Regions from separate parts of the Mus musculus genome. Here all the other regions are linked to region 1. Evidence: chromatin loops called from intact Hi-C (ENCODE). Cell type or tissue: left cerebral cortex. All regions are shown on one strand. Links, peaks and the distances in the headings refer to the core of each region. The heading gives the core; the rest is flanking DNA.

Region 1 (10,134 bases), core at 801-8,800:
AGTGAATGCAAACGGATTTGATCTTGGTAATCTGGGGGACACCTTGATGTTCTTGATGAACACAATATATCTATTTAAAAGCTGGTCTACTCTAACAGGCAGTAGTGAGCCAAGGATTGTAAATGGGGCTAGGTGGGCCGTTTCTTGACAATCCCAGTTCTGGGTCTGTGCAAAACTGATAAAAGTCTCAACTCCCTGTAAGGAGCGGCCCATGTGGCAGTAGCTGCTACCTTCACTATTCTCTCATGCTGGCACCTTACCTATCATGGCCCATCACAACACGAGACTGGTTTCACCTTTGTGAATGCCATGCATCTCATAACCAGGATGTTCCTGACGTCTACCCAAAGGATCAGTTACAAAGCCCACAGTCACAACAGAGCACCCTTGTCAACTCGACATGGTCAAGATGAGGAACAAAGAAACATGTCTGGGTCCTAAGTCCCCAAGGGCTGAGTGTCATAGAACTGGATGTGGCCCAGGACAAGACTGAATCACCCCTCTGTGGTCACCAAAGGCAGTGCTGAAGAATCACAGGGCAGGATGGAGGGGCTCTGTCTACTCCTAGTCCCACTTTATGACCCCAGTGTGTAGACAGGGAAACTGAGTTAGCAGGCGGAGAAGAGATTTCCAGCTGTCTGACCCACATTCTCTTATTATGCCGTCAGGAGCAGCGGCAGAGTAGAGGAAGTCTCCACAAGGCTCAATTAAAAATAATAATAATAATAAAAGTTGTTGTGAAAAGATCCTACAAGGTTCAAGTGCAAGATAATCTTTAAAAAAAAAATCCAAAACCAGTATGACATGTTAAGAATGTGATTTTCTGTGATAGGGCTCTGAGCACAGTGAGTGAACTTCAATATTATATTTGAGCAGGAGTGTGCGGACAAGAATCAAGCAAGCTTTGCCTAGAGCAAAATGTCATGGTCTGGACCACAGATTTCCTTCATCCTGACAATTCTTCCCTTAATGAGGAGGGGGGAGGAAGCCATATATACACCGAGCATCATGGTGTCACACTCAAAATCTGCACGTTCATTCATGACACTTGAACAGAATGAAAAGAGGGACATCTGGTTCGTTCAGTCCCTTGCGTCTTCCATTTTAAGGCAGTTGAGGTTTAATCCAGCCCTTGCTGGGAAGGACATGGAAGCTGAACCTGGCAGGGTTTCTGAGACAGAGCTGGGTGGAAGCAATAGTTGAACTTTCTATGCATTTTATTTATTTATTATTATTATTATTATTTTTGAGACAGGGTTTTTGTAGCCCTGGCTGTCCTGGAACTCACTTTGTAGACCAGGCTGGCCTCGAACTCAGAAATCCACCTGCCTCTGCCTCCCGAGTGCTGGGATTACAGGTGTGCGCCACCACCGCCTGGCACCAGTCCTCATCCACACTTCCTGGAAGGATACTGGAGCCTTCACATCTGCGAAAAGTGCAGGGGCACTTGCGTGTCAAAGGATTCTTTCGGGGAGCAAATCTTTACAAGGGCATGGATCGCTGGGACATTCCTGGAGAGATGCCGGCAATGCCCATCCTGATGTGCATGAGCACAAAGAAAGCACAGCATTCCACCGGCTTTGTGGAAAGGATGAGGGGCTGCGGTCAAAGCTCCTCTCCTAGGTCTCCCTGCTGCCTGTAACCACATCCACTGATTCACGCGCTTGCTGAGTCTTCGCTAGGATGGTGGTGCTACTCCAGTCCCTGAGATACACTAGTAGAGACCCTGGCTGTCCCCGGAGCTCAGGACTGATGGGGGAGGACAATAAGGTATCCTTTTGGCAGTGGCAGGGCCATTGAACACAGTGTACCTCAAGTGACAGTAACAAGCACCATTCAACAAGGGTGACCAGGAAGGGTCTCTAGGGAGCTCCTCTGGACAAGGAGAAGTAGAGATCTGGGACAGGGGATGTGAAGAACCAGAGGATAGTCCTATGGGCCAGTCAAGAACAAGGGAGCAGAAGGCCACGGCCTTACAGATCAGGTACAAGTGTTTGGGGGTTCCACTTCCCAATAGTGGAGTGTTTGTGTGTTTGTGTGTGTGTGTGGGGGGAGGGATTGTAGGCAGCGTGATCAGAGTATACATTCCTTCTGAAAGGTTCCTTCTGTATCCTCTGGGCAATTAGAACAGAGAGAGAGAGTCACCCTCTACAGTGTCAGGAATCTGAACATGTCATATGCTCCAGTCCTCATTACTCTGCACTCGAGCTCCTGTTTGTCAGTGAATGTGGAGGCTGTGTTTCTCCTTCCCTCAAGGCCAAACGGGGCTGACAGGTAACACACACGCCCAGCTGTTGCTGTCTGTTGGGAAGGATGGAGTCTCCTGACAGCAGCAGGAAGACAAACGAGGCCCGTAGAGGCAGCAGCCTTTTTCCCTCCCCTACCAGTCCAAAGGCAGCCACACATATATCACCCCCAGAGGGCTGACGCCAACATGGTGGCATTATGCAGAATGCATGTTGCTGAACACCTGCTCCTTTCCCGAACAGCTAGAGACCTTACAGCGTGTTGGAGTATGTCACTGTGTGTCCTCATCTCTGCTAATTCTCACTTCTTGTGTGCTTGGAGACCCACTCTTTACCAGCCCTTGCAAGTGGCTAACTGTGCAATATCATCGCTAAGAGCGCCTCTCGAGTCTGCCTCTTAATTGCATTAATAAATGTGGCCAGCTGTGACTGTGCAGAGTAACAGCACTCTTCCCGTACCCAAATGTGTCTACAAAAACGTCATCAGTCGTCCGTACAGGATCACTGAGTCGAATCTGCTTTCTTACAGTTCCTGTTCCTGTACTCAGAGGATGGGATCATTAAAAACCACAGTCAACTGTAAAGCAAGCACACCTTTCTGTGACTTTGGAGGTTTCCTCTGGACAGTGGATATGAAAGGTTCCTCAAATCAAAGCTGAAAATGACCCACATCTTAGTTTGGACTGCAATGCAAAGTACCAGGGTTAGGGATGGGGCAGCCGAGGGGAGACAGTGGCGGGGTCTGGGTGAGGACACCTCACTAATGTGATGGCATGCCAACTTGACAACTCTAAGGGATGCTCACATGGCTGAGAATACACTATTCAAAAATGTTTGTGTATTTCTGAAATAAGATAACCTTTTTAATCAGTAAAGCCAGCAACGTGACTTTTGGTCCAATCCCCTGGGGGCCAGGGAAGAAAAAGAGGCAGGAAGCAAGAGGGATTCTCCTTTTCTGGCCATTTAATTTGTGGATGCTGGCTACTGGGTACCAGACTCCTGATTCTTAGGCCTCTGGGGTCCAAGACTTTTGTCAACATGTTCCCACCCTGATGCTTGGGGTGTCAGGTTTGGACTAAAGCCACATCCCTGGCTTCCCTGTGTCCTGGCCGACAGCCAGCACCTCCCAGGAGTCTCAGGTCCCAGAATGACAAGCCCGTGCCTATAATCAGCGGCTTTCCCAGTCCTGGCCCTGCTTGCCTTTGGAGACCCCAAGCAAGGGCTCACAAACAGTACATGTGTATTTTGCATGGTTCTGTGGGCTAGAAGTCCCAGAACTGGCTGGAATACAGGCAGGTTCTGGTTCTTCTGCCCTTTTCTGCCAACACTGCTTGCCCTCCTCACACTGGAGAAAAGCCTTTCAAAGACCACATGGGTAGCAGCAGGCCTGGGCTCGCACTCCATGGCTGCCAGCCCTTACATTCTTTCTGTAAGCACGGGCTAAAGTGAAAACTGAAGTCAAGATCATCATTGGCTGAGTGAGGGTAAGCTGGCAAGCTGCTCAGTGAGAACTAGCCAGAGCTAGTTAACTGTTGGGTGAACTTCGGTTGGCTTGAGTGGAAGATGCCCGTGGCCAGAAGCTGTGACATTGTCAGTAAGTAGGCATGCCCTCCTGGTTAAGCTCCCCACCCTAAGCTTTCTCCCCGTTAACCCAAACCTTCTCTTCAGGACACACAACAGAACTATTTTCTTCTCCTACTTCCCATTTGGGATTTCTCAGAAACTGTTGAGTCTTTTTTTTTCTTAAAAGTCTATTCTCCCATTTTAGGATCCTGGTTCTTGTGTGAGATACATTCAAACACAGACTCCCTCCTTGTGGAACATTTTATAAAATAAAATTAAATTAAATTACAAAACAAAACAAAGAAAGCTCCTAGAAGTTCAAAGGCTACCAGGTCATGAGGCGGAGTTGACCCCCTGCTGACCCCAAGGCTTGGGCTCTCTGCCACTAAGCCTTAGCTTGCAGAGAAAGTGGCCTTATGTAGTGGCTTTCTCATTCCACCCAGAGAAAATGGAGTCACCGTGCCCTGATTGATTCTCCCCAAACAGTGCATGCCCCAACCCTTACCAACAATAAAGACTATTTATTGGGTTGTTTGTTTTTTTTTGTTTTGTTTTGTTTTGTTTTGTTTTGTGAGACAGAGTCTTTCTATATTGCCTTGACTGGCTTGGAACCTGCTAGATAGACCAGGCTGGCACCGAACTTGGCCATCTGCCTGACTCTAACATTCATCTTCTGTCAACTTGCCTTATTGCTTTTTAAAAAAAATATATATATATCTAAATAAATACACAGGATTAAACACCAAATCTTGATTTGGAAAAAAAAAAAAAAAAGACATCTCCAAACTTTTTTTCTTTCCCCATAGAAACAAATTAATTCCCCCCTCCCCCCAACTTCTTCTCAAGAGAATATGAACGTGCTGCTTCTTTGTATGTGTAAGGCCAGGGCAATTCTCCACAGTTCTTTTTGATGACTGAGTTTGATTTGAGAGCTAAATCCTGATTTCTTTCTTTCTTTCTTTCTTGTTTTTTTTTTTTTCGAGACAGGGTTTCTCTATGTAGCCCTGGCTGTCCTGGAACTCACTTTGTAGACCAGGCTGGCCTCGAACTCAGAAATCCGCCTGCCTCTGCCTCCCGAGTGCTGGGATTAAAGGCGTGCACCACTATGCCCAGCTTAAATCCTGATTTCTAACAATAAAATTCAAGACCAGAAATTCTAGCCATTAAGAGGTTTTTTTTTTTGTTGTTTTGTTTTTTTGTTTTTTTTTTTGTTTTTTTGTTTGTTTGTTTGTTTGTTTAAAAAAAAAGAAAGAAAGAAGAGAAAAGAAGAAAGAAGAAAAGCAATCATTTGCCCCAAGTCTGTCCGGCCTCTCAACCTTTACTGTTTATTTCTGCCAGCCCTCTGAGGACTATTCCTTCTGTTAAATTTACCCTGCTGAATTCTAACAAAAGGGGAACATACTGGGGTTAAATGGCTGTTATAGATATCTGGCCAGTGCATATAAAATAAAAGCTGTTGGAAGTTATTAAAATTCCTTTACTTCTGTCAAATATTCCCTCCCCCCAACCCCCCCACCCCCGCCCAGTAATTCACAGCTCTTAACGCCATTAATTAGTTCAGTCCTTCCACCCAAAGATGGAATGTGGTGAAACCTACATCTATTTTCTAGGGCCTTAGCTCTCCCTTGTGTATAAAAACGGAAATGCAGCTTGCTAGAAAATTCTGCCCCGGTAAATCAGATGACCTCATTTTAAAACCCAAATGCCATTAAAAAAAGTAAAAGGTCAATTGTTTTAAGTCTTGTAGTCTTTAAACAAAATTAAGGAGATTATTTAAGGTAACAAACAGAACATAAAATATAAAAATATAAAAAGTTCTAGGCATGTTATGCTGTAGATGAAGTCGCCAAGAAATCCTACCAGAATGAAATAAATTATTTTTAGAGAAAATTACATTTCCCAGAATCACAGATGTTCTCAGCCAAAACAGAGCTAAGAGATCCCAGCCTGTCTCTGATCTGGGGTGGATCAGACTTCGTCCAACCCAAACAGAGATGTTACCATGTTTCAAACCCTCCCAAAGGGTCTACAGCCTACCTCTTCATACACGTGAGATATTATTGTTTCTAATGTATTTCAGCAGAATTCCAAATATGCTATTTGAAACTCCAACCTCTTGGGTTTTTCTTGGGTATATGTATGTGTGTGTGTGTGTGTGTGTGTGTGTGTGTGTGTTTCTGGTACTTTATGAACACAATCTTCAGGGAGCTGTCTGCCTTCTATACTCTAGAGTTTGGCACCTTGGCTGCCTGCACTGAGTGGCCAAGTACAGAGATCCATCCTGTCTGGATGTGCATGCTGGCATGACAACACCTTCAAAATGCCAAAGTAAATTCCACGGTTTACGGTTTACCAATCATCCCGCCCCGCTGTTATCAATCTGAAGTGTTTTGCACTTCCTTTCATTTAGATCAGGCTTTGTGAAAAGAAAACTCCCAATGTCCTCCTCATGGAAAGCAGATGTGATCATGGGGACCCCAAAGATCCTCTAGAAATGCATACTCACATCTGGTAGCAGATTTATGGGGAGAAAGGAAAAAATATGGATGTTCTGTCTTTGCTCCTGAGAGGCTCATTTTTGAAATCTTATGGCCTCTGACAATACCTGTCTTATCGACTCGCCTCATCTCCATCACATCATAAAGATATTGGGGTCCAACTAGACAGGGCATCATTCCAAAAAAGAAAAAGAAAAAGAAAGAGAAAGAGAAAAAGAAAAAAGAAAAAAAAAAGAAAAAGCATTTTCCTTCAACGCCAGGAGCCTCTGTAGTCACCTTTAATCACACAGTGTTCAAAGAGCACACAGCGGACATGTGAGGTCCTATGGAAGCTCATGATAGTAAACAAGTTAAGTGGGACTTTTCAAAACCACGTTTTCAAGACATCAGATCCGCCACGTGACAAAGGCCTGCTCTCCAAAATCCGTTGTCTCCGCCCAGCTGTAATTACACATTAGACAGAGCACACAATCTACATCGTGTTCTAATTATCTCCAAGTGCTGGGGGGCAAAATCACTCCACTCTGCAATTAAACAAATTCCAGGTTATCGCTAAGCATTTTAAGGAAGAGAAGCATTCTGAAGTTGGCAGAGAGACCAAAGGAGCAGAGCAGAGCCCTCCAGAAAATCACCAGTCAGCTTAGCCTCTAGCTTTGCAGTAACCCCAGTTTGTCAAAGTCCCAGTCCTCAAGAACAACACCAGCATTGCGATGCTAGAAACATCTCAGGTAGAACACACATGACTGAAATCAAATGAAAAGCTCTGGCCCTACCCATGCTCTCTCATCACAACTCTGCCAATACTAGTAGACGGAATGCCTGCTCTCAAACACAAGCTACAGTATGCTTTTTAAAGGAAGTTAGCAAGACACCAATTATATCAGGAGCACAAACTGATGCATACAAGTTTAATGTTTAGCATGACACTGTTAACACCTTGGGTATAACCCCGCAGAAGCTACCAACTACTCACTGTAGAAGAATATTTTTAAGTCATGTTAACACGCTTTTCTGCACCTTCTAGATTGACTATCCCCGGTGCAAAAACAAGAACCGTTGTCTTAATAAAAAATGAGGATAAGGGAAGTTCACAGAGACAAAGAATGCCTTTGCTTTCTAAACCGGTATGAGTAGTATGAGCCCATCAGCAGACAGAATGTTAGCCAGGCTTCTTCAGGAGGCAGAAGCTGTTAGCCATTAGAGGAGGTGGGCATTTTCGAGAACTGTGAAACAGCCGAGTATGAGCCTCTGGTTTTTTAAAAGACATGCCTTCAAAGGGGGCATTATTTTCTTCTTCTTCTCTTCTTCTTCTTCTTCTTCTTCTTCTTCTTCTTCTTCTTCTTCTTCTTCTTCCTCTTCCTCTTCCTCTTCCTCCTCCTCCTCCTCCTCCTCTTCTTCTTCTCTTCTTCTTCTTCTTCTTCCTCTTCCTCTTCCTCCTCCTCTTCCTCCTCCTCCTCCTCCTCTTCTTCTTCTCTTCTTCTTCTTCTTCTTCTTCTTCTTCTTCTTCTTCCTCTTCCTCTTCCTCCTCCTCTTCTTCCTCCTCCTCCTCCTCTTCTTCTTCTCCTTCTTCTTCTTCTTCTTCTTCTTCTTCTTCTTCTTCTTCTTCTTCTTCTTCTCCTCCTCCTCCTCCTCCTCCTCCTCCTCCTCCTCCTCCTCCTTCTTCTCCCTCCTCCTCCTCCTCTTCCTTCTTCTTCTTCTTCTTTTTTTTTTTTTTTTTACTTCAGCTAAGACTGATATTGCCTGAATGTGAAATGTCATCTATGTGGGGACATGTCTTTGAACCCTTGGTTCCAAGCTGGTAGGGAATCTGGAAACGTTGAGACATAGAGACTTGAGGGCTGATGCAGCCTCCCAGAGCCTAGAGTTCCAAAGGCTATCCCTCCGTTCTGCTGAAGTTCTCTGCTTCCCGTTTGCCAAGTGATGTGACCAGCTGCAAGCTGGGGAAATTACAGCTGAGTTCATTCCAGCAGGCATCTTCTCCGCGGTGATAGCCTAAGGAGCTCCTGAACCACGAGCCTAAATAACCCTCTCTCCTCCCTCAAGTTGCTCCTGTTGGCTATTTAATTACAATATCAACAACAAAAAAAAGTTACTAATATAGATTCCTTGAGAATCTTAAAAGGAGACAGCTCTAATCATTGAATCGCTTATTTTGCGTGATCTGGGGGAAACTATGCTCACAGTAACACCGAGTCCTTCATTGGTAGGCGTCTTATTTTAACCATATGGTAATGAGCTGAGCATGCTCCAGAAAGTGCTCATCACCCGTCTTTTATTTGAACATGGTAAATGACCTCAAACCTAGCATGCTTAGAAATACCTGGGTCTCTATCTATGGTGATGTCTACCTGTATGCAGAGGTTTCCCCAATAAAAGCCACAGCTTCCTCCTCGTTCAGAAGATACGACTTTGAAAACTGAACACCTGTGGTCTCCTCACTGGAGCGGTACTAAACCCGTCCACCTTTGTCTCTTGGTTAGTTTATACTCATCAAGAAGCAAACTGGTTGTGTGCCATCACAGAGTGTCTTCAGTTCCAAAGGCCCAGAGACAGCCAGGGAGATGGGGTGGAGGTGGGGCTACTGAGAGTGTCATTGGAGAACAAGCATGGAGCACTCTTCCCAGGAAATTGCTCTGTGAAAGGAAGGCCAGGTGAAGAGGTTCCTTCCACGTAAGGAAAACGAACAGAGAGGTCAGGCCAGAAGATAGGGCTTCCTGATGCATCATAATTCTTGCCCGTGTACTCCTAGGTTCTTAGCATGGAGTGTCTACTCCCTTGGAGTTTCCCAGATGACAGGGCCATCTTTACCATACTAACGAAGTGACTTCTGCTGGGTAAGCTTTGGCTAGAGTTGGTCACAGAAGACCAACAATGTACTGAGAGTTTTGGTTTCTTTAAAAACCCAGCGTAATATACAAATATGGTTTTGTTTTAATCCCAGGTATGGAATATGAGGCTGCTTCAGTTTGTCCACAGCCGCTAACTATGATCGTCTCCTGCTCCAGGAGGGGCGTGATTTTTCGCCAGCTGCAGATAGTTTAGTTCTGGGGTCTCTGGAGAGGAAATAAATGCCAGAGCCCTGAGAGGGGTAGGGGTGGAGGAGGTGCTCAGAAAAGAAGGCAGCTGCTGCCCTTGCTGCTCCTGTGGTCTGACAATAAGAAAAAGTTGGAGATATCCTGACGACGATGATTGGACTGGTCCCAAGAGACACGATGTCCCGAATCAGCAGGAAGTAGTCTAAAGAGGTCTACGCCCCTTCCCCCTCTAACCTCCTTTCTCTCCTTCCTGGTGTTGGGGGTTGGAAGAGATCAAGGTAGAATAAGGGTTTGAAGGGAGGTAGAGGTATAAGAACCTAATAAAATATATAGGTTCTTATACTATATAAATATACTATATAAGTATAAAAATAAAATATAAAATCAAACACATATAGCACTAACAGAAGAGTGTGGCTAGACTGTTAGACGCTTGGCCTAGACGTTAGCTCTCTTCTCAGTGCTGGGGCAAACACCAGAAATAATTTAAAGGAAGGAAGGCTATTCCGACTCAAGGTGACACACATTTCAGATCATGGTCAGCTGGCTGCTCCTTCTGGGCCTGTAAGCTGGTGTGTCACAGGCCAGTTGCTTGCCTCATGGTAACCAGGAAGCAGAAGGTGAGACAGATGTTGAGGACAAGATACCCTTCGTACTCTCAATTGACCATCTTTCCCTGGTCAGGCCTTAAGGTACTGCCAGCTCCCAATAACGTCACTCTATGGACCCATCAATGCATTAATACACTGTTGAAGTAAAAGCTTTCATAATACAATGGTCTCTCGGTGGACT
Region 2 (10,134 bases), core at 898-8,897, 650 kb before region 1:
TAATGTTAGCCCGTGTTCTGTTCTTAATTACATCCAGAGAAGACATGACTATCTCTTGATGCCTCGTGTGTTGAGTACTTGGGTGGGGGGTGATAACGGTCTGGTAAGGTCGTGAGAATCATCTGACTTTGCGCTCTTAATGACTACAATTAAGCATAATGAATAATTTCGATATTTTAAATCACTTCCAGATGCTTGAAAACAGACTCTCCTTTTAAGTAGAACTTGTCTTGCACTTAAGGCTCATGTTGCCAGCCCTATCCATGTATCTGCTAGTGGATACAGATGACGTGGTGTTGCTTCTTCTATAACAGGCAGTGGTGGATGGACTCTTAGAGACCAGCATCACAGAGCAGGAATGTGCTCTTTGGAAGCATTTGACCAGGTAGGAGTTTTGGTCTTGTTACTAGATCAATCAATCATTCTGCCATTTGCATTTCAGTATCTAAGCCAAGTCTACATATGGATCTGCTGGAAATAACAGCCTTCTGGAGACATATGGTCCATCTGGTACCTTGCCAGCAGTTGATTACCATCATCACTATCATCATCATCGTAGGTGAGAAAGAGGAGGCCATTTATGACCTGCCCCAATCATGACCTCATGTCCCCCAAATCACAGTTGATTCTTGAGGGGAAAAATGGTTAACAGACCAAAGTACTCTGCTTAAGTGAGAGCATCCAATCAGAATGTAGAGCATTTGAGTTCTCCAGCTTAGGTGAGCAAAACAGTGAAAGATGCTCTCTCCTCTGAATCCCAGGCTACTTGGACCCTGAACTGCAGACTGCTTGCATAAATATTGCCATACTCCATCACTTCCATTCTGCACACTTGAGAATTGCAAATCTTTCAGTTGCATCTTAGCAGTGATACATGAACATGGCCGATACTTGACAGGTAGCTCATTTCTTGGTGATACATAAGACGACAGAGTTGGGCTCAGGGGGTATAAAGCCCAGAATGCTGCCCTTCCTCGCCTTCTCTGCAGCAGTCTGGTTTGCTCAGTCCTCCTCCTTCTTGTCAGTTAGCATGGTGAGATGGCATGGCTTCTGAAACACTGGCACACAGAACCCACTGCTTTTGGAAGACAAAAACCAGGTGAAGTGAGAGGCAATAAAAAAATACTGTCTGGGAGCGCCAGCCTGGAGCAAGTGATTTGAAGCCTAGCCCTGCGGTTTGGTGGACTGTGGGAAGTTTGCACAACTTCAGCTTCAGTTTGCTCACTGATGGAATGAAAGTAGCACAACACCTCCTCCCCTCGTCTTTGTGAAGATTTGATGAGTTTGTGTATGTGAAGCGCTTAGAACTGGATCTAGCCCAGTTGGGTGGTTCATAGCCAGGCTTCCTACACAAAGGATCACTGGAATTTGGAAATTATTCTAAAGGCCCCGTGACAACTCTGAAACTTGTGACTTGAAAGTGAAATGAACTCTCTAGCCTTTGGAGGCAGAACATTTCTGCCTCCCCTTTCCTGCACACAGGAGTCACTGGAGCTAGGTATTCACTGCTTCAGCTATTGTCTGGGGTAAGAATATCTGCACTTCCCTCCAGTCCCTTCTGCCTGTGGGTTAGGAAGCCTGGAGGAACTCTGAACCCAAATAAAAATCCTTTTGAAATGCAAATGATCTTGATAGAAATAGCACCTTGAGCTGTTGCTTGTCACAACACCTTCTTGTGAAGTCTATCAACCCTATTATGTAGATGTCATAGTGCAAGACTTGTTAGAAAGGGAGGCTGTTTGCAGGGGGGGAAAATGGGGGTAAGATGAGGTCACCTAGGTGAAGGTACAGAAGAGAAGTGGGGCCTTCCAGTCTCTTGTCTTAGCCTCCAGAGGTCAAGTTTGAATCAGTCAAGAGACAAGGCAGGGATAACCCTTGGTCTTGGTTTTGTAGCAGAAATGCCATGGGTTTTTATTTTGGAGAGGGCTACCATAGGGGTCTACCTACTGGCCAGCAGGTGATCTTGATCCTATAAAGCAAAAACCACCTGCTTGAAGCCATCTGCTTACTTAAGTCCTCAGAAGATCTGATAGTGCAGTGTTGCCCTGATTCTGACCAAGAATGCGGGCAAGGGTTCATCCCCAGAGCACTCCACTCATCCCTGTGAAGGTAGAAGTTATGCCTGAAAGCCCTCAGGATGCTGTGTCAGGCTCGTAGAGGCTGTGTGTGTGTGCAAAGGTGCCTTGCAAAACATTAGGTAGTCACGTGTTGCTAGGCTTATTTTAGACCCATATTACAAGGTTGTAGGTTAGAGATTTAAAGGAAAGATGGAAAAAAAAAAACAGACAGAAACAAAATCTCTACTGTCTGGCAGAAGGATCCAGATTGGCCCCATTCAAGAGCTTGCTCGAGCAATGTCTGCCTGAATATTTGTCATCGGTCTTCCTAAGGGAGTCGTAGCTATTTGAAAAGTGGGTGATATAACCGGGCTGCCTTGTCTAGCCTCAGTAGAAAACATACCTACCCCTACTGCAAATTGATAGGCCAAGTGGTTTGATATCCATGGGAGGCCTCCATTTTTCTATGAAGAAAAGGAGGGCAGGAGGATGTGGGCGCGTGGTGGGAGGAGATAATGGAAGGAGAGGAAGGAGAGAAGCTGGGATCAGAATGTAAAGTATATAATTATATAGAAAACCAATGAAAAGAAAAGTGGGGATTAAGATGATGTGTAGAATTTGTTAAACGCATGAAACTCAAGAACGAAGACCAAAGTGTGGACACTGTGCCCCTTCTTAGAATTGGGAACAAAACACCCATGGAAAGAGTTACAGAGATAAAGTTTGGAGCTGTGAAGAAAGGATGGACCATCTAGAGACTGCCATATCCGGTGATCCATCCCATAATCAGCTTCCAAACACTGACACCATTGCATACACTAGTAAGATTGTGCTGATAGGACCCTGATATAGCTGTCTCTTGTGAGACTATGCCGGGGCCTAGCAAACACAGAAGTGGATGCTCACAGTCAGCTAATGGATGGATCACAGGGCCCCCAATGGAGGAGCTAGAGAAAGTATCCAAGGAGCTAAAGGGATCTGCAACCCTATAGGTGGAACAACATTATGAACTAACCAGTACCCCGGAGCTCTTGACTCTAGCTGCATATGTATCAAAAGATGGCCTAGTCGGCCATCACTGGAAAGAGAGGCTCATTGGACATGCAAACTTTATATGCCCCAGTACAGGGGAACGCCAGGGCCAAAAAGTGGGAGTGGGTGGGTAGGGGAGTGTGTGGGGGGGGAGTGTATTGGGGACTTTTGGGATAGCATTGGAAATGTAAATGAGGAAAATACCTAATAAAAAAAATAATTCTAAAAAAAAAAAAAAGATGGTGTGTAGAACTGTAAGCGTTAGCTATCCAATAGCATAGGAAACACCTAAGATGAGTTGGCCTGCAGAATTTACCCAGGTTGATCTAAATTTGTCATCTTCTTCTAGGACCTTCATTACGTTTGTGTGTGTGATTTCAATCAAGTGTGTCCTTTTAACTTACTATGTCTTCCTGCTTATTTTTTAATAAGTTACATGCAAATCATTGTATGTTTATATAAGGATGTATGCTTTTTCTCGCATTATAGTGCTGTGTTTTGTTGTTTGTATGTTTGATGCTTTAGGTGTAATTATGTTATTTTTCCACCTGTTGGTTCAACCAAACCCAGACAACATTTGGCCCCGGTAAAAGGTAGTAGCCAGGCAATAGCTGATTGCCAAATAGAGAAAGCAGGCTGCCCACTGCTATTGTGGTGTCCTCGGCACTGCAGGCATGGGTATTCTATGGATAGCCATTTTCTTGCATTCAGATCGTGTTTAAATTTGTTTTGAAGAAAACGTTTAAGGGTGACATTTCAGTTCCTGAGTGTCCTAGTTGCTGCTCTGTGGCTAACATGAAACACCATGACAAGGCAGCCTATAAGAGGAAGCGTTTAATTGGGGGCTTCATTGCCATTTCAGAAGGTTAGTCTATGATCGTCATAGCAGGAGGCATAGCAACAGGCAGGCATGGAGCTGGAACAGTAGCTGAGAGCTTACATATGATCCACAAGCACGCAACAGAAAGAGCGAGACTGGACCTGGTTGGGGTTTTGAAACTTCTAAGCCCAGCACTTCTAACAAGGCCACACCTCCCCCAGCAAGGCCACACCTCCTAATCCTTTCTCAACAGTCCTTCAGGTAGAAGCCAGACATTCAAAGACTGTGGGGACCGTTCTTATTCAGACCCCCACAACGATGAACATTAACGCTTCTTGCTCAGTTGAAATTTGTTCCTTGGTATATTATAATTGAGGAGCAAGACTCTTCTCATTAGAAAACTAAGTCATGGAACTTTGCCTGTATACAATTTAATGTATAGGTCTGTTTGAATCAAGAAAAACACATACCATGCAGGGAACATTTGTTTCAGCACTCAAGTGGGCAAAAAGCAAACTGATATTCTATGAAAATGAGGAGCAACTTAAAATATCTTTCTAGAGAAGCTGTTTAAGGCCAAGACTAGAAATACAATAAAAAAAAAAAGAAGACACCAAGTCCCAGCAAGTGGGGAGGAATAAGTTTGCAGCCCATATTTAAGTCAGTCAGCAATAAAAATGAAAGAAAAACAAGTGTGTGTGTGCCTACATACAGTTCCTTAGCCCTCCCTGGGGCTTTTTGAATGGTTGCTTTTATCTCTGTATACGTAGATTCAGCCAACCCAAGATCAAAAATAGTTTTGAGTCTGTAGCACATATCTCTGGCTAGCCTGTAACTTCTAATCCTCCTGCCTCCACTTCCCAAGTACTGAAATTACAGGCATGATCACAATACCCTGTTTACAGTTTCAGGGCACAGATCCAGGACTACTAGCCAGCTGATAACTGTTTTCCAAATAGGAAAAGCATGCTTTTTGAATGCATGCCTGGCAAACACTGCCAACTGAGCTACATCCCCAGCTTCAGAAAAAAATGTGTTTTAATGTTTTGGACAGGACCTGGAAGGTAGCTCAGTTGGTGAAATGCTTGCCACACAAGCATGAGGGCCTGAGTTCAGATCCCCCACCATCCATATAAAGAGCTGAGTGTGCCAACACACAAATCACAGTGCTAAGAGTGGGGTGTGGGATGAAGACAGAAGGATCCTGGGCTTGTGGGCCAACTAGTTTTATCAAGTTGATGAGTTCTTATGTAGCAAGAAGCCCTACGTCAGACAAGGTGGAACGATTGAGGATGCACCTGATAGTGATCTCTGGTCTCCACTCCTGTCATTTATATCTGCATAGGCATGTACACACATACATACACGCACAATGTGTGCTGAGCATGTATAGACCTTTTTGCTATTTAAATGGTATAAAGGTAATTATTTGCATAGCATTTACATTATCTATTATGTAAACTATGCAAATATTTGGTAGGTGACTTAAAATGTTCAGGTTTTGCTTCGGTGGGCATGTGGGCTTCATTACCTATGGCCATAGCTGTCTAGAGACGAATTGTATTTCATGTTTCATGGAGCTAATGCCACGCGCTGGCTTCCTTCTCGGCCTCTTGCCTTCTGTGTGTATGCCAGTGACTTAGCCAGTGGCGCAGTATGAGGTAAGGGCAGGCAGGATCTGTACAAGGCAGAGGCTTCACTGACGAGGCTGAGGGGAGGAATACCTACCCACCTTCCTGGGCTACAGTGGGAGAAATTTTCTGACTTTTCCGTATAAGGGGTAATACCTGCTGTAATTCTATCCTATCCTGTAAATCCTTTTAATAACCCTATTCTGGGGAAAAGGTGGGAGACAACTTGATAAAAGACTGGCTTAAGAGTCAAGGTGGTGTTGTGGTGCAATGTAAGATCTGGGAGTAGACAAGCGTTCTAGGTGCTCTTGCCCAACACTTAAGCATGCAACTTAGGCTGAGCTATCCAAACTGTCTGGGTCTTCACTCTGTCCACCATAAGAAGCAGACCTTGAGATATATCAGGTAGTTTTCAGACCATATCCTTGTAGCCATGGTTTCTGCGTGACACATCAGTAGCTGAATCATGGCAGAACAGATGGAACTCTAGAATCCCCACCAGGACTCAACCAAGTTGCCCCAATCATATCTGTCTAATATGTTCAGATGTGGAGTCAGACTTCCTCTGTAAGTGTGCTGTGGTCAGGAAACAGCAAGTCACAGCTTTGAGACTAAGAATGCATGCTTGAAGACGACATTCTTCAATTCATTCATTTGATGCTTTCAGTTACTCTCCATTCATGGACATATGTTGTGCTGGTTGGTTTTAGCCAACATGAAACAAAATTTCAAGGATATCTCAATTGAGGGATTGTCTCCATTAGACTGGCTTTTCAGCCTGTCTGTGAGACTTATTTTAATTGCTAACTGTCTTATTTGGCATTACCATTGGCCGTGATGAAAGCATGACCAAAGACAACTTGGGAGGGAAGGGTTTATTTGGTTCATACATCCCAAGTCATAGTTCATCTAAGGAAGGCAATGCAAGTCAAACTGGAGGTGGGCAAACAGCAGAGCCTGGAGGCAGAACTTAATACAGAAGCCATGAAGACTTGCTTACTGGCTTGTTCCTCGTGGCTTGCTCATCCTGTTTTCTTATAGCATCGAACACCACCAGCTGAGGGGTGGTACCACCTCTAGTGGGCTGAGCCATCCTGTGTCAGTTGATAAGTAAGAAAATGCCTTTTATTTTTCTCAGTTGAGGTCCCCTTCTCTCAGATGACTCTAGCTGGGTCAAGTTGACATAAACTAGTCAGCATCCTAATTCAAGAGGGCCAAGACCACTGTGAGCTGTGCCAGCCTTGGTCAGATGGGCCCGGGCTTTATAAGAAAAGTGGCAGAACAAGCCAGTAAGCAGTATTCCTCCATGGTCTCTGCTTGAGTTCCTGCTCTGACATTACTGACTGTAATGTACTTAAGCCAAATAAACCCTTTCCTCCTTCCTGCAGAGTTTTTGTTGCATAGCAACAAAAAGCAAACACCTGGACAACCTCTTTAAGCTCCACTTTGCTCCTCTATAAAATGAGAGTAACAATTCCCCATAGGACTGTGAAGAAACAAGATACCATGCATGACGAGCTTACAGTGGTCTGCATGCTTAGGTTGTGCACATAGGCTTGCTTTTCTTATTGGCATTGCTGGATAATACCACAAACAGTCCCTTGATTGCTTTTCCTTTTTTCATTTTGAATCTGTGTGTGTGTGTGTGTGTGTGTGTGTGTGTATCTATGCCTGTTTTTGCATGTATATATGTGTGCATGGGTACATATGTGTGGTGTGTGTGTAAACCTCTCTCTTTCTCTCTCTCACACACACACACACCACTACTGCATTTTTTTTTTCATTTTTAGAACCTTGATCTTGAACTGGGTAGTTCAGTATCCAACCATCAGTCATTTTCTACTTTCTTCACAGAAAACAAAACAAAACAAGATGTGCCTTGTTTTTGCTGTTCTTTGAAGGTTTTTATGTTTGCAGTGTGATGTGAGAAGCGGTGCTGTGCTCTGACACAGTCATGCTAAAGTAGAATGTGTGCTCTCTATTCTACTCCCTTAGACCAGCTTGTGATCGCTGGATCCCAACCGCTGCCCTGGTGAACCTGTGCACAAGGTTCTTATGTGGCCATGAAAATGGTGAGCAAAGGGAAGTCCAGGTCCCTGGCAGCTTCTTGGTTCTGCTGGACTTTCCTTGGGTGGCCTCCTTCTCAAATCCTTAGAGTAGTGCTTCTTGAATCTATGGAGGACTCACTAAAAAGAGTTCTGTATCCTGCCCAAACAGTTTCTCATTGCACAGATTTGGTTTGAAATCTAAGAACTGACATTTCTATGGTGCTAGTGAATGCTGAGACAATATACAATAAGAAGTAACTCCTCCCTCATGTAAGCCTGCTGTCCAAAACGCTCTGTCAGTAACAAAGACTCTCTTGTTATTGACATTTTATAGCTCATTTTTCTTGTTCTGATGAATAAAATAAGCACAGCAAAATGGCTAAACAGAAAGCTGCAAATTGAGTCGCTAACCTCCGCACTATTCATGCATGCAATGCGCATTGAGGACCACAGATGTGCAAAGATGACCAAGACAGACAGTTGGTGCTTAGCAGATACTAATGGGAGTGTGGGTCAGTTGGACTGACAGCCAGGGTGCTTGTTTCTCTTTCCATGACAAAAAAAATAAAATAAAATAAAATAAAATAAAATAAAATAAAATAAAATAAAAAATCCTGACTATAGCAACTTGAGGAAGGGAGATTTTACCATGGCTCAGTTCGATTGGTTACTCCACCATGGAAGGGAAGATGACGGGGTGCTGCTGAGCCGAAGCTCTCCTTTGCCCCTTGTGTTCCATCTAGGACTCCACCCAGTAGGATGGCGCTTGAGTCTTCTCAGTTAAACCGCCCTGGAAAACCATTCACAAACCTACCCAGAAGTGAGGGTCCCAGATGACGATTCCAAATCCAATTGAGCTTAAGTATCACAGCCAGTGCCAGAACCGAAAAGAAGGGAATGAAAGAAGCCAGTGGCTTTCCATCGTTCAGTCTAGAAATGGGGAGATCGCAGAGTCCTCTCCATGCACGAGGCGTCCGTCCCACCCGCATCTGGAACTCCTCTAAAGAGCTTAGCTTATTTATCAGGGATTCTTCTGTAATTGCCTGGGGTGGGGATCCGTATCTGGAATATTGAAATATGCTTGATGAATTTGCTGTGGCTTCAAGGTTGAAAACCATGGGTCTAGCCCTCCAGAGAGGCTGGGTAGCTGGACCCAAAGGCACTGGCTTAGAGAACCAGAGGCAGCTCTGCTGTGCTGGGCAGTGTTCTTTAAATGCGGGTCTTCTCACCAAGGCCAGGTGCAGGGTAGTCCTCCCTCCCGTGTGTTCAACAGGCAGTTCTGTGATCGTGTGTTCCCAGCTCACTAACAACCCGCTGCAGCTCATCAGTTTCCCTAACAAGATTTTCCTCGGTGACAGAGAAACAGATCATTTTAATTAGCATTAGATAATGAATTTAAATGGCATTGCAGTAATTCCAAAATCTCCCTTAACTGTCCTAAATAACATCATGCAGGCAGTGCTCCCGTGGGATTTATTGCTGAGAAATATCCATGGCAAGAACACAGTTCTTTAAAGGCTCCTTACGTGAAATTATTTTCTCCTGATACAGTCAGGTTAGAGCTACGCTGGAACGATTTACATGTCATCTGGTGGCCTTGCTTCTTGGCTATGTGAATATCTGTCTCTGAGTAGAGAGGGTTTGTTCTCTGTCTCCTGAGGGGCCCCCGACCCTTCAGAAAGTCCTTTCTACTACTCAGCTAAGAAGGTCCTTGTGTCTTCCACCTTCATTCTCACTTCTGCTGTCTGGGAATTCATTCTCAGCCTCTCCATGCTAAGGCAGTACTTCTGAGAGCCCCATATTGGACTTGAGCAGATAGTGCTTTAGAGTGAATACTACTGTATGAGGTCTGGGACTGGAAGAACCAGGAGAATATGTGCTATCCTTGTGACTGGAGGATCTCGAAAGCCATCCCTCAACATAACATGGCTGGGAAGTTGGTTGTGTATTTTTTGTTTGTTTGCTTGTTTGTTTTGTGTTGTTTTGTTTTGTTTTGTTTTTTGAGATATAGATTTGATAGTCTTGGCAATCCTGGGACTCACTATGGAAACCAGGCTGGCCTTGAAATTCACAGAGATCTGCCTGCCTCTGCCTCCAGATTGCTAGGATTAAAGGCATGCATCACCATGCCCAGCTTGTGGTGAATATTTTTCATTCATATTTCTTAAAGAAAAGGAAGGCAAAGGAATATATTTGCTTCCTTCAAGCCACTAAACCATGGGCTTGCTTGTGCTGGCTTGTTTTTATGTCAACTTGACACAGTCTAGAGTCATCTGAGATTGGGCTGCAGACAAGTCACTAAGACATTTTCTTAGTGACTGATGTGGGAAGGTTCAGCCCATTGTGGGTGCTGCTAGCACTGGGCTGGTGGTCCTGGGTTCTACAAGGAAGCAGGCTGAGCACACCAGTGAAGAATAGCCTATGACCTCTGCATCAGCTCCTGCCTCCAGGTTCTTGCCTTGAATTCCTTTTACCCGCTTTGATGGTGGACTGTGATCTGGAAGTTTATGGAAAGTAAGCCCAAGTTGCTTTTGGTCACAGTGTTT
Region 3 (10,134 bases), core at 781-8,780, 100 kb before region 1:
TAGTCTTCAGCTATCATTCAGGAGTACCCAGTCTAGTAATACCTACTTTATGTACTTGAGTACCCCATCATTTCGTACATATGTATTTAGAATTCAGCTCCTGCTGAACTGATACCTTTGTTATTGTATACGGTATTTTATTTCTTTTTATCCCTTTGCCTTTATAGTGCATTTTATCTTAAGTTAACATGGCTGTTCCTCATTCTTTTTAAGTTATGTCTGCAAGGAAGGTCTTGCTTCATCAGTCCCTTGTCAGGCTATGCGTGTCCTAAGAGGTAAACTGAGTTTTTTTTTTTTTTATGAGTTTCTAACTGTAATTGTTAGTTTATTCATTATGAGGATATGATTTTAACCACAATGAAAAGTAAGGGAGAAAGAATATTCATGGATTCTGATTTCTAACAACATATTGAATACATCAGCTGCTTTTCCCATTCTATTGACCAAATATCTGACAGAAAATAAATTCATGGAGATGGGCTTGTTTAGGTTTACAATTTAAGGTATGCCAACCCAGTATGACATGGAAGGAAGGCTTGTAGGAGTATCTTGTGGCTATCAGGATAGGAGCATGAAACTTAATCATGTCTCCAAGGACCTGAAAGCATCTAGATAAGAATACTAGCAGTTAGCTGTTTGTCTCTGTTTTTACTTTGTAAACTGAGTTTTTTGTAAGCAACTTATGGTTGGATCTTTTTTACCCACTCAGTAACTGTATTTTAATTGGCAAATTTCGTTCTTTTACATTCAAAGTAATTATAATAGTAAATGTCTTATGCCCCTCCCTCTTTCCCCTCCTTCCCCTCCCTCCCATTTTCTTTCTCTCCTTCCCTGTCTCTCCCCTCCTCTATCCTTTCCTCCTCCTCCTGCCTCTCATAATGTTCCTTGGCAGTTAAGTGAATTACTTTAGTAGTATATTTTGATTCCCTGCTCATAGACTTTTATTTGCATACTATATGCTTGCTTTGTGGTTTTCATGAGAGAGACTCACATAAACAACACCTTTTGAGAACTTGTTTGGAGGACCTGGCAAGAGTTGCAGACTGATACTTTACCCTTTACCAAAAGCCTGTCCTCTATAGAGGAAGTTTATCTTTTTCAACGGAAGGTACACAGCCTTGGAAGGGAGAAATGAAACATCCCCATCTAGCCATCCAGATCATCTGAATCAATCCTGGCAATCAGTAAAGGAACAGATGTCACAGCCAGATCTCTGTCATAGCTAAAAAAAAATCTTTTGAATGTAGCAACAAAAAATTTTGAAAGTACAGAAACTTAAAATTATTAGAATAGGAATGGAAACAAACAGGGCCAATAAAGTGATTAAGTGGGGAAAGCCCACATACTGCCAAGCCTGATGACCCAAGTTCTACCCTACCTACATGGTAGTAGAAAAAAACCTGACTCCTACAAATTGTCCTCCGACTTTCACATGGCATGGCAAACTGCCTACCCCAAAATAATAATGCAGAATAAATGATTCCAACCTTAACTTGTTTCTATTTGGTTACAACAAAGTATGAAGAACAGTTGGAACCACCCTGAGGTTGTTGCCCTGAGGAACCTTATATGACTTGTAGACTTTTGGAAGTGGTCTATTGGAAGAATATATATGAGTTTGAAACATCAGTACTGAGAAAGCCCTACATCTTAGGGTTTTATTACTGTGAAGAGGCAACATGACCAAGGTAACTCTTATAAAGGAAAACTTTTAATTGGGCCTGGCTTATAGCTTCAGAGGTTTAGTCCATTATCATTATGGTGGGAAGCAAGACAGATGATGGTGCTGGAGGAGCCAAGAGTTCAGCATCTTGGTCTAAAGGTACCCATACTACACTGGGTGGAGCGTAAGCGTAGGAGACTTTAAAGCCTACCTGTGCAGTGACACACTTCCTCCAACAAGGCCACAGCTACTCCAACAAAGACCACCTCTTCCATCATAGTGCCATCCCCTGTGGGCCAAGCATTCAAACACATGAGTCTATGGGGGCTAAACCTATTCAAACTACCACACCCTAGGATGCTATCAGGAGAGTTTAATAACTATTCTGGTGGAGTCCTAAAGAACAAAATACCACAGAAAGTGCCAAGCAATGAAGACTGCTGATGCCAGTTCAGAGAGCAATGAGGAGCCTATCAGGGCCATTAGTGGTATAACCAGGCCAATAACCTGACTATACCCATATCTTGAAAATTTTGAGAGCCTAAATTCAAAGTAACGATGATGTTTCAAGGCAGCATAACATTAAGGTTGCCATTAGGTTGTTGTTTACTATGTTAAGCCAGCTTTATACTAAGAGTTTAGAATTCAGAGAAGAGCAGAAAAACATGAAAAATGTCCAGTTGGTCAAAAGAGTCATAATGTGTTTTAAAGGGCAGGCAAATCGACTGTGATTGCCATAAGGATCATTAAACACTAGGAAAATAGGGAGAGTGCCTTGAGAGGACACGTCTACTCAATGAAGGCTCCAGGCAGGAACACTATGATATTATTTGAAAATCTTTCATTTCAGAAAGGAACATGTATGTTTAAAAGATGAAAGAGCCTGCACAGAGAGTGGTTCACGCTGGATCCTCTGCTCCAATAGAACCAACTTGGAAAATGTTTCCTTACATTCAAGCCCACAGGCATTCAGAGAGGCCACTGCAGCTATGATGAGAGAAGACCATGCTACCTGTCCAGCTGGCTCCAGAAAGTGTCCATGGGGCTCTGGTTTTGCTGGCAAGCAGAATGTAACAACAGCGGGGTCCTCAAGACTTGCAGTAAGGTTCCAGAGGAAAGCAGGTAAGGCCAGACAGTGCATAGCAAGACCAAATTCCCTGCAAGTACTTCTGAAGAGGCCAGGGAGAGGGACATTGAGGGCAAAACCTAAGCCACAGTAGAGATGTGGGGCATTGGTCTTACCAGGAATGCAGAAAGCCAGCAGACAGACGTGCAGGGCGGTAGAATCAAGGCTAACAGAGCCTGTTGGAGTACACATGATGCTAACACATGCTCTGGGGCGTACCAACCATGGAGCTGCAGGAGAGAGTTCTCCCCTGTAGCTGAGCTCCTTTGGAGTTTGATTTTAAGATGTCATAGGCCTGAGTTAAATTTGTCAGTGACTTTCATCTTTTTTTTTCCAATCCTGAAACCCATTTCAAGGTTTCCATAATGTTCTGTTATCATCTCTCTGAATAAAGTTTTAACCCCATTGGAATTATGAAGTCCTTCATGCATCTCAGTGGCCCAAACATTGTTGTTCTGTTTATATATGCTGTCTCAAAGCTCCCATAAGCTTTCTCATCCTCCTTGCTTTGTTTGTTGTTCTGTGCTGTGCATTTTCCAATAGCCTGTCTTCAAACCCGGGAATGCTCGCTTCTCTTTGATCTCTGCTGCCATTGATGCCCTTCTGTTGCATTTTTAATTTCACCACATGCTACTTTTCAGTTCAAGACCATGTTTGATTTCTTATTAATTGTTTCCATCTCTTTGTGAGATGTCTGTTTTGGGGCACCTCCATCCACAACTCACTGAGTTTCCTTAGAACAGCTGCTTTAAATTCTGTTAGTACTCTTGTGCGGAAGGCTGCCTGGTCAGCTGCCGACTCGACAAAGTCATGTCTTCTGAAAGCTCTGGATGTTGTCAGTGTGAGACATCACCTGGGCACCGAAGGAGCCCTATTTATTCCTGCGTCATGGCTTAAGTATGAAATGTTCCACACAGACTTGTGTGTTGAAGAATTATCCTCAGCTGACAATATTATTATGAATTTTAATGATACTATTAGAATAATTGCTATTAGAAGAGACAATAGAAGCTTTAGGGGAGAGAGCCCAGATGGAAGAAAGAGCCACAGGGGAGTTCTTTGAAGGTTAGATCTGCCTCCTGCACTTTTCTTTCTCATGCTTCCTGGCTGCTATGGGCAGCTCTTTTCTACCATGCTCTCATTCTACGTGGCTGCAATCTCTGAAGCTGTGAGCTAAAAATAAGTCTTTAACTCTTTAAATTATTTGTAAATTCTATGTAGTAACCCAAAACCCCAATGCATCCCAGTCTTCCTAAACTGGCTTTCTGTGTTGTTGGAGGCAGAGTCTAACTATGTTGCTAAGGCTGGACTGGAACTCAGGCTGACCTTGAACACATAATCCTCCTGCCTCATCCTTCCAAGTGCTGGGATTACAGGCACATACCATCAAAGCCACTCTGAGCAGTCTCTTCTCTTTCTTGGTGCCTATAGTCATTTCCACTTGATCAGCACTAGGTGGTGCCCAGGTCCAAATTTGCCAGGTCTGTGTTGTCACTCCCTCTGTACTAAAGTGCATCCACACCCAGGATTGTCCCTAATAATCTGTTAGTAAATTGTTTGAGAAGCAGGGGAAATGTCTAAGAAGGGTAACATATCCCCACAAACCTCTCCTCATATAGGATAATCCCAGGTAGCTCATCTATGATCACTGACCTGTGGGCAGACAATCCAGGGTTTTGTCTAGCTCTGGCTAGAGTTGCCATAAAGAGACCATCTTTATCTTCTATGTCACACCTTCGCTCATGAAGATCCTAAGCTCTCTCATACCCTGAGCCCACAGCCCACAAAGATGAGCATAACACTAACAATAGTTAGGATCAAGGTCCTCACATCTATGAGCTATTTGTGGCTTAGGTGAATCTAGGGTTCAAAGACACTGCAACCAGTCATTTTGATGCTAGCTGGAAGTGTGAGGTGTGATGGCCAGTTGCCACACATCTTCCCCTGCCATTAGAATTATTCCAGAGGTGGAATAACTCTTGAATAACTTGGGAATAACTTTCCTAGGTCCAGTTCTAAATCCCAGGATGAAGACAGTCTTATGACTACTTTCCCACCGATATCCCTGAACCCGGTCTCCCACCACACCACAGTGTCTGAAGTGGGGGTAATAATAGTAAAGGTAGAATCTAGGCCACCTGGGTTAATGTTAATCTTGGCCACACTTGCATTTCTCAGCTGCAAAACTTGTGACATTTCAGGAGGGCACCAAGTCTTACAATGCAGTTATCAGTGATACAGGCTCAAAGATGAGTCTCACTGGGGCAAAGGTGAGAGTACTGGCCTTACAGTACAGCTAGAGTTGAGGGAATGTCTGCCTCTGGACCACCAAAGCCAGTGGGAAACTAGGTCATAGCTGAGCCTCTCAGCCTGCAGAATCTGGGGAAGAGGGTAAATGTTCTCCAAGGCCCTTCCAGTAGAAAAATCTAGGTTAGACCCACATACATACATGTCTCCACCTGATGCCAGAGATAGTCTAGAAGCTCTGTCTGCAAATGGGGGCTTTTAGCACCTACTGTGTGCTTGGTCTCACTATAGTCAGTATGACATTGGACTTTGAGACAAAACCCCATGCTGGATCATGCTCCCTGGTGGTTTAAGTCTTGGCATCTTGTGGTTGAGGGAAAGGTGGAGGCAGCTGTGTGTGTTTGTGCCTGACCTAATGCACTTGCAGTAGCTCAGTCTGTAGGTTAGCTATAGGGTAAGGCTTTGGTATACACTACTTCTCACTATACTGGGTCTCAAGTCTAGGCCCTGGACTGAATTCTCACATCGGTCATAAGTAAGTTTGATTTCCCTACCCACCCCCACCCCAACATGGCCCTGGACTGGGTAGCTTGAAGTTAGGATAGAGGTATAGCATTTTTCTTTCTACCCTCTTCAGCTCCTTTTTCATTTTGTTATACGGAAGGCAGGCACCAAGGGCTCACTTGATTTCCTCAGTTCTGAGGCTGGTATTTTGCTGTATGAAGAGTGGTACAAGTTGGTATTTTTACAGAGAAATTATCACCAGAGTGAGTTGAGCAACAGCCCACTCTGCCTCTGGAATCCCCATTTCTTAAGGGTCCCCAGGAAATTCCACCATGCAACCAGGTTTGATCAGAATAGGTGGCTGGCAGTGTTTCTTAAACCTGGTCTTATTTTTGCTTTTACCAACATTTCTCATGGTCTCTTTAAATACGGTGTTTTTTGGTGTTTGTTTGTTTGTTTGTTTGTTTGTTGTTTTTCCTGAATAGCCTCACACCACATGGAATTTTAATACTGTGTAGTGTACTGGCTAGTTTTGTGTGTCAACTTGACACAGGCTGGAGTTATCACAGATAAAGGAGCCTCCCTTGAGGAAATGCATCCATGAGATCCAGCTGTAAGGCATTTTCTCAATTAGTGATCAAGTGGGAAGGGCTCATTGTGGGTGGTGCAACCCCTGGGCTGGTAGTCCTGGGTTCTATAAGAAAGCAGGTTGAGCAAGCCAGGGGAAGCAAACCAGTAACATCCCTCCGTGGCCTCTGTGTCAGCTCCTGCTTTCTGACCTGCTTGAGTTCCAGTCCTGACTTCCTTTGGTGATGAACAGCAATGTGGAAAGTGTAAGCTGAATAAATTCTTTCCTCCCCAACTTGCTTCTTGGTCATGATGTTTGTGCAGGCATAGAAAGCCTGACTAAGATATATAGTTAGCTCTTGAGATCTGTGGTTCCACATGTCTATTTGTGACATGTCTAATTGGAAATATTTTTAAATGTATTTGCATCATGTGTATGTGTATGTATATGTGCTCTTTTTGTCATTATCCCCTAAACAAGACACTATAAGAACCATTTTATTTACAATGGTTTATATATTATAAACAATAGAGATGATTTAAAATATATGGGAGAATATGTATAAGTTCATTGTAACTAGTATGCCACTTCATGTGAGGGACTTGGGTATCTTCATATTTTGGTGTAGTATTCGAGGGTCCTGCAGCCTATTTTCTACACATACCAAGGGAGCACTGTATATGTATTTAAGACCAGTGTTTCAGTGTATAGATCTATGATGTGTGTGTGTGTTTGTGTGTGTATAAGTTTTTGTTACTATTAACCCTCCTTCAACCAATTTGTACCTGCATGGGGGGACAATGCTGGCTATAGTAAGGTTATATAACTGCAAGAATAAGAAACAGATTCTTGAGAATTATTCACTGTGGAGTTAATCTTGGTTTCCAATTTGATTGAGAAACAGGTAGGAGGTTTGTGTACATCTGCTATATAAAGCTGTTGCCAGAGAAAGATGAGGAGGGAGAAAAGGAGAAACCAGTCATCGTCTTTCTGTTTCCTGACCTCCATGGGGTGAGGTGCTCTGCTCTACCTTGAGCCAAAAGTCAATCTGTCTCCCTATACGTTCTTTTTTCAGTTATCTTCCCATTGTAATGAGAAGTTTAGCATAGAAATTTGGTAGCAGTGAAGTGGGGCCATTGCTATGACTACCTGGCAGTACAGATGTGGGAGGAATCTAGAAGTTTGAAAATATTGGCTAGAAAAAGCTAAGAATAGTTCAGGATGTGCTTAATGCATGATTCTATTGAGAGCTCAACCAGTATGCTGGGAGCAATATCCGAACTAATAGTTGTGCTTGTGTGGTTCTGAATGGGGTCAAGGACATACCTGAGGATTAATCTACAGGTTATTTGTGTCATACTGTCACAAAGAGTTTGTCTACATTATTCTATGCCCTGAGACTTTTCAAGTTGAGTTTAAAGAAGAAGGATAATTGATATGATGAAAAAAATTCAGGGCCATCTGGTGTTCGGGCTATGGCACAGTGGTTGCTAGATACCTTTAGACACAAGTTTCCAAAGAAAATTATGACCAAAGAGTAGGATAGAAAGGTTAAATTTTCTTTTTCACTTCACCTTTAAAAGGAGGGAGCTTAAAGCCAGACCCATGAAATCTTAACTGCTAAAGAAGTCAGGGACATTAAAAAAAAAGTTTACATTAGGACAATAGGAAAGATGTCCTGATGAAATCTTGTAACCTTTTCATAGTAGGCTTAAGGGTATAAAGATTTTTAACTCATTTGGAAGACCTTGAATTAAGAAGAGACCTCGGAGTCAAACTAATAGTAGTCCAAGGTTTCCGTAGGTATATGTCTTTCTGAGATTAGCCACACTCAGAAGCCAGTATAGCCATGGATCTAAAGGAGACCTAGCTACTGTTCAACCTGGTTGTGGACCTTCTTGTTATCTATGCATTGTAGGCATGTAGAATGCAATAATTATAGGGTTATTATAAAAGCATCTACCCAAGTATTAAAGGAGGACACAGGAGACCTGACAATATATAGCAGGGTCAGAATCCCTATAGACAACTTCTGAGAAGATTATACAAGAAACATGAGGGAGAAACCTAAGCTGTGGTGTAGACCCCAGGGTGTCCATCTGCCAAGGAAGGCTGGTTGATATGCATGAAGCAAGTAGAGCCCACCCAAGTGAGAGACCATGTAGCTGAAAATGACAAAACACAAGTTATTTGGAGCTTGCTTTCCACCACCATGTATCCAGGATGTCAAGCATGAACCAACAGGACCAAACATTTGGCCTGCTGCCTTTCAGTCTTTGACATGTATCTTCTTTTCTCTTTGAGATGGGAATGCCATTGTATAAGAATTTAATTTTCTTTTTTACTCTTACAAGGACTTGTGGATAAGAATTGACCTTGAGTCTTAGAGGAGACTTTAAACTTGAACTTTTGAACAGGGTTGGAGCTCTCCAAACTATGGAGTCTTTTGGAGATAAATATAATGCACCTTGCATTAGGAAATGACCAGGAGCCTTTGAGGACTAAGGGAAGAAGGTTAAGATTGAAGAGATATGTTTGTCGTCAGCTCCTAAAGAAATGGACTTGTGCTAGAAAACCCTGCCAACAGGGTTAGATTAAGAAACAGGGTTAGCTCTGGTCCTGGATCTCTCAGAGACTAGTCTGCGCAGGTGAGAGTGCGGACTACAGAAGCTAAACAGCTTCTGGGACAGGCAGAAGCCACACAGCTTCTGGGGCAGGCCCCATTTCGGGCTCCAGATATCCGGGCACCTTCCCTGCCAGGGGAGAGGTGTCTGCCCTGCCCTGGAGGGCTTTGCTGGAGCACCTGGGGGAGCCATCTTGGTTCCCAGATCCATCAGAGACTAGTCTGCACAGGTGAGAGTGTGGAGTACAGAAGCTAACAGCTTCTGGGACAGGCCCTGTTTCTGGCCTTCATCTTTGGTCAGGAGGCAGGTCCGAACACTAGATATCTGTGCACCTTCCCTGCAAGAGGAGAGCTTGCCTGCAGAGAGTATTCTGACCACTGAAACTCAGGAGAGAGCTAGACTCCCAGGTCTGCTGACAAAGGCTAACAGAATCACAGGAAGAAGAAGCTCCAACCAGAGACAACTATAACAACTAACTCCAGAGATTACCAGATGGCAAAAGGCAAACGTAAGAATCTTACTAGCAGAAAACAAGAACACTCACCATCATCAGAACCCAGCACTCCCACCTCAGCCAGTCCTGGATACCCCAACACACCTGAAAAGCTAGACTCAGATTTAAAAGCATATCTCATGATGATGGTAGAGGACATAAAGAAGGACTTTAATAACTCACTTAAAGAAATACAGGAGAACACTGCTAAAGAGTTACAAGTCCTTAAAGAAAAACAGGAAAACACATCCAAACAGGTGATGGAATTGAACAAAACCGTACAAGACCTAAAAAGGGAAGTAGAAACAATAATAAAAAAAAACCAAAGTGAGACAACGCTGGAGATAGAAACCCTAGGAAAGAAATCTAGGAACCATAGATGTGAGCATCAGCAATAGAATACAAGACATGGAAGAGAGAATCTCAGGTGCAGAAGATTCCATAGAGAACATGGGCACAACAATCAAAGACAATGCAAAATACAAAAAGATCCTAACTCAGAACATCCAGGAAATCCAGGACACAATGAGAAGACCAAACCTATAGATAATAGGAGTAGATGAGAGTGAAGATTTTCAACTTAAAGGGCCAGCAAATATCTTCAGTAAAATTATAGAAGAAAACTTCCCAAACCAAAAGAAAGAGATGCCCATGAACATACAAGAAGCATACAGAACTCCAAATAGACTGGACCAGAAAAGAAATTCCTCCTAACACATAATAATCAAAACAACAATGCACTAAATAAAGATAGAATATTAAAAGGAGTAAGGGGAAAAAGTCGAGTAACATATAAAGGCAGGCCTATTACAATTACACCAGACTTCTCACCAGAGACTACGACAGCCAGAAGATCCTGGACAGATGTTATACAGACACCAAGAGAACACAAATGCCGGCCCAGGCTAC

What was found. Hi-C counts contacts between places; a loop is a spot of excess contacts. Peaks named below come from ENCODE experiments on the same cell type or tissue, not always from the same donor. Only the 100,000 strongest peaks of a DNase experiment are listed, where the experiment ranks them.
Region 2: it touches region 1 in a loop (2.4-fold over the local background); 3 of 42 quality-filtered maps call a loop at or near these places.
Region 3: a loop joins it to region 1, with 4 times the contacts of the local background. A loop is called at or near these places in 8 of 42 quality-filtered maps.

Annotation. Positions count from the first base shown.
Region 1 is chr19:26,727,297-26,737,430 of GRCm38, reverse strand. All of the region lies in intron 27 of Smarca2 (SWI/SNF related, matrix associated, actin dependent regulator of chromatin, subfamily a, member 2), which reads right to left. Among named protein-coding and RNA genes, the nearest start is that of Gm46648, 92 kb to the left of the region's middle. In left cerebral cortex, for the core only: a CTCF peak has its summit at 5,447; DNase peaks (open chromatin) are centred at 5,431, 5,752 and 6,812; H3K27ac peaks cover 553 bases.
Region 2 is chr19:27,377,043-27,387,176 of GRCm38, reverse strand. No RefSeq gene overlaps it. Among named protein-coding and RNA genes, the nearest start is that of Gm35554, 37 kb to the right of the region's middle. In left cerebral cortex, for the core only: no CTCF peak of the experiment used is centred there; DNase peaks (open chromatin) are centred at 1,218, 4,118 and 4,673.
Region 3 is chr19:26,828,880-26,839,013 of GRCm38, reverse strand. The region is part of intron 1 of Gm46648 (a long non-coding RNA gene); the gene reads right to left. Among named protein-coding and RNA genes, the nearest start is that of 4931403E22Rik, 10 kb to the right of the region's middle. In left cerebral cortex, for the core only: a CTCF peak has its summit at 4,245 (motif pointing right); a DNase peak (open chromatin) is centred at 4,258.